2 separate regions of the Homo sapiens genome follow, and region 2 is linked to region 1. Evidence: chromatin loops called from intact Hi-C (ENCODE). Cell type or tissue: IMR-90. All regions are shown on one strand. Links, peaks and the distances in the headings refer to the core of each region. The heading gives the core; the rest is flanking DNA.

Region 1 (5,376 bases), core at 114-5,113:
AGAGAGGAAGGAAGGGGAGAGGGAGGGAGGGAGGGAGGAAGGAAGGGGAGAGGGAGGGAGGGAAGAAGGAAGGAAGAAAGGAAGGAAGGAGGGAGGGAGGAAGGGAAAGAGAGGAAAAAAGAGAGAGAAAAAAAGAAAAGAAGGAGGGAAGGAAAGAAAAGAAAGAGAGAGAAAGGTAAGAAGGAAGGAAGAAGGAAGGAAGGAAAGAAAGAAGAAAGCAAGCAAGAAAGGGAGGGAGAGAGGAAGGAAGGAAGGAGGGAGGAAGGGAAAGAGGAAAAAAGAGAGAGAAAAAAGGAGGGAAGGAAAGAAAAAGAGAAAGGAAAGAAGGAAGGAAGAAGGAAGGAAGGAAAGAAAGAGAGAAAGAAGAAAGCAAGCAAGAAGGGAGGGAGGGAGAGAGGAAGGAAGGAAGGGAGGGAGGGAGGGAAAACAATGGAGAGAGGGAGGGAAGAGAAAGACAAAGGAGAGGAGGAGAGGTGAGGAGAGGAGAGAAAGAAGAAGAAAGAGAGAGGAGCCCAGAGAGGTTGTGTGTCATCAGAGATCACCCAGAGATCGCAGGGCTGAGGTGGAGCCCCAGGGCTCCTGACAGCAACACCCCTCTCCTGACACAGAATGGGCATTGTTACATCAGTCTCCTTCACCCCATACTCTACACAATAAAGAAAATCTGTGGCTCCAGAACTTTTATGTTCTTGCTTAAATCTTCCAAACTGAAAACGATCCTGAGGTTCCCTACACCATACCCCGCCCCACCACATCCTTCATCTAGACACATCCTGGGTCTAGAACGTATCAGGAGACAGAGGTGTAGAACCACAGCCAGCTTCCCTAAACTTCCACTAATCTCCGGCTTGCTTTTGGTTATAATGTTGTGCAGATATAAATTGACAAAGTCATGAGAAGCCTCTCTTCTAACTCTGCAGTTTGTCATCCTGACACCAACAGAAAATCAGGACATCATTAATTCTCTACACTTATTGATTTGGAACCTCCATTGTAAGGCCGGCTGCTTTACTCTCCCTCCTCCTCCTCCTCCTCCTCCTTTTCCTCCTCCTCCTCCTCCTCCTCCTCCTCCTTTTCCTCCTCCTTCTCCTGTCCCTCTTCCCCCATCTCCCCGTTCTCCTCCTGTTTCCCCTCCCCCTCCTCATAGTTTTCAGGGTCGGAGTCCTAGGCCACTCTATTGCAACAGCTACCAAAGAGAAAGGGGCTGAATCTGTGTGCATGTGAGGCCACAACCTCTAGACCCCAGTGACTTAGGGGCCTCCCTGCCTCCCCTCTAGCTCTTCGCCAGTCATTGCCTGAACTCGGCTTTCCTGGACCTTAGGGGATAAATAGTGTGGTCCAGCACTGCCCTGGGTGAGCTGAGTCATGCCCTTGGCAGGGTCGAGGAGCTCCCGTGAGGAGACCAATCGCCTAGCGTGAGTCTTCTTCCGGGATTGCTCGCCCTCTGCCCCCTAGGTGCCGGGCGCCGCCCGTCCCCACCTCCATCAGAACTCGGGTCATCTGCGGAGCCTTGGCTGCGGCCCGGTACCTGGGTGTGACTCCGCCACTAACATTTTCCCAGCAGGAAGCAGCAAGCTCAGCACAGAAATAAAACTGTCCTGGTGAGTCGCTCACAGCCTGTCCCAGTAACTGTTCCGGAGCGTCAGCCTGACGCAGCACCCCTGAAGGACCACGCCGTGCGGGCTGCGAGCCTCGCCCTTAACCATGCCCAGCAGGACCAGAGCTGCCAGCACAAATGAAGGTCCTGGCCATTGAACAACTTCTGAGCCTGCACTTTAAGAAGGCGCTCTTGTTTTGAATACGTAGTCTGTCCTGTTCTTTCAAAGTAAGTGCTTTTATCAAGGGCCTGGACTGTCTTTTAAACATATTTTTTTCTCACTTGTACATTAAAGGGAAATGTATTTCTGTCTAGAAAAGGAGACCGGGAGAGGAATGAGACTGTGCGGTATTCAGGCTTGGTTTAAACTAGGGCATGCACACTGCATAGCTATTTTCTTCAGGCAGCATGTGGCCAAAAAACATGCGTGTGTAGCTGACTGTTTTGAGCTTTGTTTATTTTAAGTACTGTATACTGAGGGATTTTGTTCAAGCAAAGGAGTACCAGCTTTATATGCAGCCACAGATGCCTCTCTTGCTTGGTAGTGCTAGATTTAGAGCTCAAAATTTTCCTTTTCAGCAAGAACTAGAAGTTCCCTAGTAGTATTTTTTCCCCTCATGCCTGTTTGCACTGTGCAGAATTCTTAGAGAACACGGCTTTGCAAATGTTCTGCGGCAGTCTCAGGATAGCACGGTATGTCAGCAGATATGGGTCCCGGGCCTGTTTGCTTAGCTATGCTTTCTTAATGCAGGTTCTTGCTTTACACGATTTCAGACAATAACTCAGTATTTTCATGATCACAGCTGAATATACGCCACGGATGGATGTGTATTTTTCTTCCTCTCTTGCAGATTTTTTTTAACCAAAACACACACACACACACGCGCACACACACATACACACACACACAGAAATACAAAATAAAACTGGATTTGGTAGCATTGTATTTGTCTTAAAATTCTGGATAGGGATTATGCTGGGTCACTCTGGTCCACAGCAGCCTCATGAACTACTCTGAATTCGATGACAGACCCTGAAATGAGGGGTCTGTGACACCAACTCAGCCTGGCTTGGATGTTGTAGATGGGAGCATGGACCAGTCATTCCTTTTCAACTGGGCCACTATTTATTGAGCGCCTACTGTGTACCAGATATAGTCAAAAAATGAGAGATACAGCTGTTAGCAAACAGGTCTCTGGCCTCCTGGAGGTTTTATTCTAGCTGTGAGAAGGAGTGTCAGAAAATGAAGAACCCACACAAGTGTAGAACACAATGTAAAGCCCTAGGAAGTGCTAAGAAGAGAGGACAGGGGAAGGAAGGTGGAGAAGAGAGCGCCAGGAACGTCCTGTGTGTACCTGCCCTGCCTTGTACTTCCGCCTCTGGGTACAATCTAAAAACCCATGCTGTCTCTCTGAACTTGCGTAAAAAAATAGCCCAGAGGTCACCAACTCATGCTCCCTTGCAAGTTTATTTTATTTGGCTGCCGGTGCTTTTTGATTTTTTAGGTTTGATTTTATTAATGATTTTTTAAATAAAAACAGGCAATTTTATGTAAAAATTCAGAATCTTAGCTTCTCTTGAAAAAAATCAAAAGCTCCTACAGTCCTGGGCCCACCCTCTGCTTAGCCACAGAGCTGAGTGAGGAGGGCCCTGTTAGGCCGGAGGGCATATGACCTTCAGATCCTCACAACTCCTACTTAGCTCACCTCCTCTGAAGGCAGCTGTGTTTTAGCCTATTTTGTTGCTGGCCCTACAATCATTCGTTACTTCTCCCAGGGCAGCAATGCTTCTGGTGTCAGGGACCCCACCCCCCTTACTGGATGGGCCCTGTGGATGCTTCCTCCTCTGGCTTTCTCTCCCAGTCATTTTATTGAGGTTTGCCTCTCCTTGAGGGCTGCAAGGGGTGGTGAAGGTGCCAAGCTATCAGAGTCCCAGGCCAAGTCACAGAAGCTGTCTGTCGAAGAATGAGCCCTGTCCTTCTGCAATCCCAGATTCCTTTTGCCTAGCCTAGTGGGACAGGGGACTGAATGTGGATGCACAAAATCTAGTTTCTTTCTTTTTTTCTTTTATTTTTTTGAGATGGAGTCTCACTCTATCACCCAGACTGGAGTGCGATAGCGCGGCCTTGGCTCACTGCAACTTCCGCCTCCCAGGTTCAAGCAATTCTCCAGCCTCAGCCTCAGCCTCCTGAGTAGCTGGGATTACCAGTGCCTGCCAACACACCCAGCTAATTTTTGTATTTTTAATAGAGATGGGGTTTCACCATGTTGGCCAGGCTGGTCTCGAACTCCTGACCTCAGGTGATCCGCCCACCTTGGCCTCCCAAAGTGCTGAGATTACAGGCGTGAGCCACCATGCCTGGCCACAAAATCTAGTTTCTTTCTACTTATTATATTCACAGGTCTAAATAGCTAAGATGCTTTTGGAGTTACGGGTTCATTACACTCCTGCCTAATTAAAACCCAGCCGATGCTCTGGTTATTTCCTCTTTTCTCCCTTATACAATTCCACCCACAAAGTCCTTCTCAGACTCTTTCTTCCCCAAATGGAATTAGCTGAAGCGCATGTTATTTTGCTCCAGTTACTGTTTATTTATTTCCATGTGGCTGTTCAGAGTAGAATGCTATTACCTGACAGGTAGGTGTAGAAATTCAGCAATCGCAAGAGGCAGTGTCATTCATCCAAGCTGGACCCAGTGCTCTGGGGGGGTACATTCCACGGGGTCCTTGGCTTGACTTGTAAGAATCTCAGCATCCAGCAGTATCCTCCTCCTGTTTCTGCTGATTCAACCAATGTTGGTCTAGAATTCACTCCCTTAACACACAGAATATTTCCAAATGTGCATCACTATCAGAACCATACACCTGCGAGCCCTCTACTCAGCATATAAGTGTTTCACTTACACTCATCACCCTTCCTTACTCCATGATAGATAATAGGTTTTTCTCTGGGCAATGCCTTCCCCTGCTACGTGGGTCTTTCAGTAGCTCACCTCTGAGCATCCTTCCCAGGTTTCTGCCCCCAGTCAGTATCCGTGTCAGTGAGGAGTTGTCTGATGCTCACTCCCAGGGCTTGTGGTTCTTCTGCTGAGAGTGGATCTCTTCATAGCTGTCTTAGGGCCATGTGTACTTACACCCAAGAACTGGCAGCTTTAGCATCACCTGGGAGCTCCAAAAAGTAAACTCCAGAGCCCACTCCAGAAATGCTGAATCAATATCTGCACTTTAATAAGATTTCCAGGTAATTCATGCAGACATTTAAGTTGGGAACACCCTGGCTTATACCATGGCCCAAGCCATGCAGAGGCTTTCACAGCTACCTCTGGGCCCATTGATCCCAGCCTCTCATTAAAAACTCCCTTCACCAATGTACAGATGTCATTTGATCATTGGTTATGAGTTCCCATAGTCATACCCACGCATTTTGTAACCTTCATCATGGATAGTTACACTCTCCATCTATAGGTAAATATAACTAGCAGTTGGCCAGACTATAAAAGATCCTTGGGGGCTAAGTCATTTATTATAAAACACCTAAATGGTTACTGGGGGAAAGTAGTCTTGCAGTGTAGTTTAACAGTAGATGTAGAATGTGGAAAAACTAATTAAAGTCAATAAAAGACAGTTGTTGTTAAATACACTGTTAACCACCAATCGAACAAGACAAAAGTGGTTAAGAGCTGACACGGGAGTCCAGTGGCCAACCTTGGTTAGAGTTCAACTTTGCTTCCAGCTGCGTAACCTTGGAGAAGTTATTTAGCCCAGTCATTTGCAAGTCTG
Region 2 (5,376 bases), core at 51-5,050, 130 kb before region 1:
ACGTCTAGGGAATGTCTACTCATTATTTGCTCAAGCAACATTGAACCACTGTAAGTGCTTCTGAAATGACCTACAGTTAGACCAGAGACAACCATCCTTCCTGGGCCAGCCAAGCTTGACTGAGTCTCCCAATGGCAGGTTTCTAGACTAACAGGTGTGACTTACAGACATCAAGACACCTGCTTCTCTCCCATTTACCTGCTTCCTTTTCCATCCTAAAAAACAGGACAAGCTACATTAGGAAACCAGGAAGTTGCAATACCCACATGTCCTCTCTGTAAAACAGCCGTTGGCACATTTGATGTTCACGGACTTTTAGAGAAAACAGTATGAAATGCTCTGTGGGGTTTTCTTCAGGTCACTTTTCCTCTTTGAGGGTTAGTTTCTTCTTCTTTAAGAGTAGAAAGTTGAATCAAGTAATCCCAAAGGTCACTTCTAACATCACCATTCTGTGATTATTTTTGTTGGTTTATTCAGTTGAGCAAGTTGAAAGGAGAAAAAGATTAGAAATAATTTAATTTGGCAATATGTAGAGAAGAAATAATTAAGGCTACATGGTGCAGCCTGTGGTTATCTGATAACTACTTTGAGCCTTCTGTTAAAACTATTCTTTATACATTTCTATAATCCTTTCTTATTTGTAAAACTAAATTTACTATATTAAGGGGAAAGATTTGTGGCATTTCTTGTTCCCAGTGAGGAATGCAGTGGTGGAAAAAGTATGCAATCTCCAAAATGTACAAAGTGTTTAGAATTTGGGGGTTTAATAGCCAAGGTTCCAAGCATTTTTATTCTCACCACTGAGTATGTTTCACAGCTGAATAACTCTTATGGTCAAAGTGTTCCCTGCAATTCATCCAACAAATTCCCCTTTCAGTTTCTCTCTGGTTCCTCATTTTGCTCTTTTTTTCCACTTCTTTAGCTCCACTCAACTTCCTATAACATCCCCCACATACATAAGCCATATGCCAGTAGTACACTGCCACCCCCCACCCGCCCCACCAAAGGCAGGAGTCAGAGCTTCACAACCTCCTTACTCAGCTCAATCTTTTCTACTTTCTGAGGTTTATTCATTACCATTGCTTTTCCAAGTTAAGACACAATGAGATATAGAAGCAGGTCGAATCTTTTAACGATATTGTTTATCGTTTACGTCTTTTTCTCACAGACTTTCTGACCACCATTTGGAACCTCAATGCCATGCATTTAGGTGTCTTAAAGCCTCTTTAAATATTTTAGGAAGCAAAGCAGCATATTAGCAATTTTATGTATCCCATCCCACAGTGTTTGGATGTGTGGGTATTGGTAAGTAGTTGTACTGTTCTGTGACATGGGCACTGAAAGGAGAATGATAATAATGCAATTACTTACTGGCAACATATGACAAAGATCACTAAGCTCCTAGGTCATCTGGATTCCCATAGCAACAAGTGGTATACACTGTTTGCATTATTTGTTCAGAACTGATACTTTTCCTGATTTATTGGTCTGAAGCTTGATGCATATGGAGGCCTGAAAAATAAGGATGTGGCATACAGACAGGCTCTCCTGGTGTTATCAGGCATCTATGCATGTGATATGCAGGGAGAATTTGGTGGATGGAACTTAAGCCGGTACCAGGGGGGCGGGGGAAGAGTTGGGAAAGGACGCCATCTGTGCCCATGATGACAAATGCCATCATGGAGACTTCATTCGGGGTCCCTTTTATATATTTAGTGAAGCAGATTTTCCATTTCACACTTTCTAGATATATTTGTATTGCACAGATGTCAGGGAAATATCATGTGTGTGAAAGAAAAAAAAAAGATCAAAATTCACATCCATGGCCAGGGATTGTAATTCAATCATTTTGTCCTGAAATTGACATCCATTTAACGTGCATGGATGTTCCCTGCTTTTGCTTTTGCTTTGGGGGTTCAAGTCAGAGCAGTTGGAGAAACATAAATCTCAGCCCTACACATTGTTAAAATTCAGAGATCTAGGTTAAGGGGGGAAAAGATGGGGAGAATAAAATTAAACATATAAGACCTTGCCATCAGTGCCGTCAGTACCAGAGCTGATGAAATCAATCAGCAAGTGATTCCTCATCCTCTTTCCTGTAACACACAGATGAGCTGAAGAAACCACAGGACGCAGTCAGTAAGTTTTTATCCTCAAAAGGACTTCTTTTTTTCTTTACCGTTATTCATAATTCCTTGTGCCATCAAAACTTAAAACTACTTAATGACGTTTTCCCTCTATTTTGAATATAAATTATTTTTGTAGAAATGAGCTTTTTGAAATTGGAAAAAAAAATCGTTTTGAGGATTGTTGCCAGCTTTATTTCCCCCTGCCTACCCCCAGCATTGTCCTTGGTGTCCCCTCTACATGACCGGGCATAGGACCTGCATATAAAGAGGATGATGATAAGGAAATAATTGGCATACAAATGGTACTGTGATGTATGACATTTATAAAACCGCTCCCTGACTCCACATCCCCCATGATGGATTTTCTGTTTCTTTTTAAAGAATATGCTTCAAAAAGGTTGTCCCACTGGCCTTCTTCACTCCCTCCATCTCAGCCTCTAAAGACATATTTTATTGTGACATATTTGATTTTGACAAACAGCACATTGAACATATATGAAATATATGAAGCAAAATATGACACACACCCACCATGCAGCCTGAGACCAGAAGATCACCATCTTATTTGAAGCTACTTTTGTGTTTCTGCCACCTCTCACCTTTTGCCTGTCTTGAGAGCACCTCGATCAGGTATCAGTCACTCGTTCCTGTCACTCCCCTCCCTGTTGTCATTAGGGTCACCAATGATCTCTACCTGGTGAAGTACAAGGGCACAGCTTTGCTGATCTGAGCAGCATTTCCCATGGGGCTGTGGGGGACCACTCTTTTCTTAAGCACCTGGCTTCTTCCAGGACACCAGATTCTCCTGGTGTTCCCGCAGCCTCTCTGGCTCTTCTCTCTCAGGCTCTTTGGATGGCCCCTGAGTTTTTATCCCGATTGATCTCAACTGAATTTTGACCTTTAAATGCGGGTACGGGGATTCCCCAGGCCTTGGCTCTCAGACTTCTTCCCTTCTTACTTAAATTCCTTCTCTCAACACTGTCTTCATGCTCATGATTCCAAGTTTATTTCGTCAGCCCTGACTCATTCCCAGAACTCCAGACTTGAAAATGCAACCGCCCAGCATCTCCCTTTGAATGGCACGTTAGCTTAAAATTAACATGTGCAAAATACAACCCCCGATTTTTGCTCCCTAAACGTGCTTCTCTTCTGGTGTCCTCCATCTCTCTCAGGGACAACTCTGTCCTTTCAGTTGTTCAGGTCAAATACCTGTGAGTCCCTCTGACTTTTTTCTCACCCAGATCCAGCTTTCAATAAATCTCTGTCCCTTCTCTCTCCCTCTCCATCCAGCACAGCCATCCCCGTCTAAGCGCTAGTAAGCTTTCCTAACTGGTTTTCTGTAGTCCTTGCCCATCTGCAGTCTGTTCCCTATACAGCAGCCCAAACGAGCCTTTAAAAGTGGAAGTCTTCTCATTCATTCATTCATTCAACAAATACTGCCTAGACATCTGCTGTGTGCCAGGCATTGGTTTAGGTGCTGGGATGTAGCAGGATCACAGTGCAAAACAGTCACAAGTCCTTGTCCTCCTGGAGTGGACATTGTGTTACTTCTTTGACCATAGCCCTGTTCAGGATGAAACCCAAACTCCTTACTTTGCCTACAGGGCTTGCCTTGCCACTCTCCGAGTCCCCAGTTGTCCTTGCTCTTCCTAGAACGTGCCAGGTACAAATACTGTTCCCTTGACCTGGAGGGACGGTCCCCCAGCCACCTGCATCCTGACCCCCTTTATCAGATATCACACCCTCAGAAAGGCTTATTCTGACCACACACAATGTGCTCTCTTCCATCTGCTTGTTTGCTTGCTTTTTCTTCATACCACTTAGCACCACGCAATTTGTTACATAGTTTCTGCTTATGTGCTATTCTCTGTCTCCCCTTCTAACTTGTAATCTCCATTAGAGCAGGAACCTATTTGTTTACCCAGTGCCTGGAAAAGTGTCTGGAACATATTAGACACCACACTGAATGTTTGCTGACTGACCGAATGATGTAACAGGTGCTTTCCTTAACTGAAATCCAACCTCAGAACTTTCTCTATGTCCACATTATATTGGATAAATCCCCTCTATTTATTTATTTATTTGTTTTATTTTTTGAGACAGGGTTTCACTCTGTAACCGAGGCTTGAGTGCAGTGGCATGATCTTGGCTCACTACAACCTCCGCCTCCCAGGCTCAAGTGATTTTTCTGCCTCAGCCTCCTGAGTAGCTGGGACTACAGGTGCACACCACCACACCCGGCTGATTTTTGTATTTTGTGCAGAGATGGGTTTTCACCATGTTGGCCAGGCTGGTCTGGAACTCCTGGCCTCGAGTGATCTGCAAATCTGAGTGATCTGTAATCCCAAAGTGCTGGGATTACAGGTGTGAGCCACCACGCCTGGGCAGATAAAACCCCCCTAAAAGCTGCTGGATTAGAGTTTAGATGATATTTTCAGGTCTCAGGATCCTCTGAGCATATATCTTCCCTTTTCCATGCACTATTTTTCCCTCCCCTACAAGGAGGTGGCTGGGGTTCTTCCTTCCTGCCTGGACATTTTGTTGGTCCTGAACTTCCGTGTTTTTCTCCTGGCTGGTGTTCTCTAACAGTTAAAGAGAGTGGCTAGCTTGAGCTTGTCTTTGCTTCCTCAGCACCCAGCAAGTAGACCCGGCAACTCAATTATTGTTGAGTTGAATCACTTAGTTGTTGTTATTGTTGCTGCCAGGACTTGATAAAAACTGTTCTTTGCTTCCTCTGGGCCACACTGACTTTGTCATCTTGAATGTGAGCCTGTCAGTCCTGTGTTCAAAGCTCTCAGGAGTGGCCAAAGTACGCACAATTCCCTAGGCTGGCATCGTCGGGCTGTAGGCCTTGGCCAGCTCATATCCCCATGCACTCTTTTGACCCTCTGTGGCAGCCAAGCAAATCATTTTCCCATTTCTCCCAACATGCTCTGTGCTTTTCCGTAGTTGTGTAAACATACAGTGATATGTAAACATATAGTGATATGTAAAATCACTATATTATACATATAGTGATATTTTATATATCACTATATGTATAATAAATGATGCTATTTTCTGCTCTTAGACTCCCCATCCCTCTGTAAATGTAACCATTTTTAAGATCTAACTTAAACCTTACCTCCTAGCAGAGTCCATCACTCAGTTTCCTAATAGGATATGATTTATCTCCCTACAGAATTCTCCTGGAATGAGTATCATTATTTGCTTATTCTTCACTCTCCTGTCTTTCAGCCTCCCTACT

Evidence for each region. Peaks named below come from ENCODE experiments on the same cell type or tissue, not always from the same donor. Only the 100,000 strongest peaks of a DNase experiment are listed, where the experiment ranks them.
Region 2: a loop joins it to region 1, with 2.7 times the contacts of the local background. A loop is called at or near these places in 4 of 110 quality-filtered maps.

What each region holds. Positions count from the first base shown.
Region 1 is chr7:43,247,655-43,253,030 of GRCh38, forward strand. All of the region lies in intron 3 of HECW1 (HECT, C2 and WW domain containing E3 ubiquitin protein ligase 1), which reads left to right. It overlaps LOC124901619 (a long non-coding RNA gene), which reads right to left and starts at 1,644. Exons shown (of 2, transcript XR_007060295.1): 1 at 1,529-1,644. In IMR-90, for the core only: no CTCF peak of the experiment used is centred there; DNase peaks (open chromatin) are centred at 1,377, 1,617 and 2,007; H3K4me3 peaks cover 948 bases; H3K27ac peaks cover 1,545 bases.
Region 2 is chr7:43,116,437-43,121,812 of GRCh38, forward strand. All of the region lies in intron 2 of HECW1 (HECT, C2 and WW domain containing E3 ubiquitin protein ligase 1), which reads left to right. It overlaps HECW1-IT1 (HECW1 intronic transcript 1), which reads left to right and starts at 1,460. Exons shown (of 7, transcript NR_135295.1): 1 at 1,460-2,139; 2 at 2,511-2,759; 3 at 5,367-5,376. RefSeq lists an enhancer at 1,847-3,046. In IMR-90, for the core only: no CTCF peak of the experiment used is centred there; a DNase peak (open chromatin) is centred at 3,145; H3K27ac peaks cover 496 bases; H3K27me3 peaks cover 140 bases.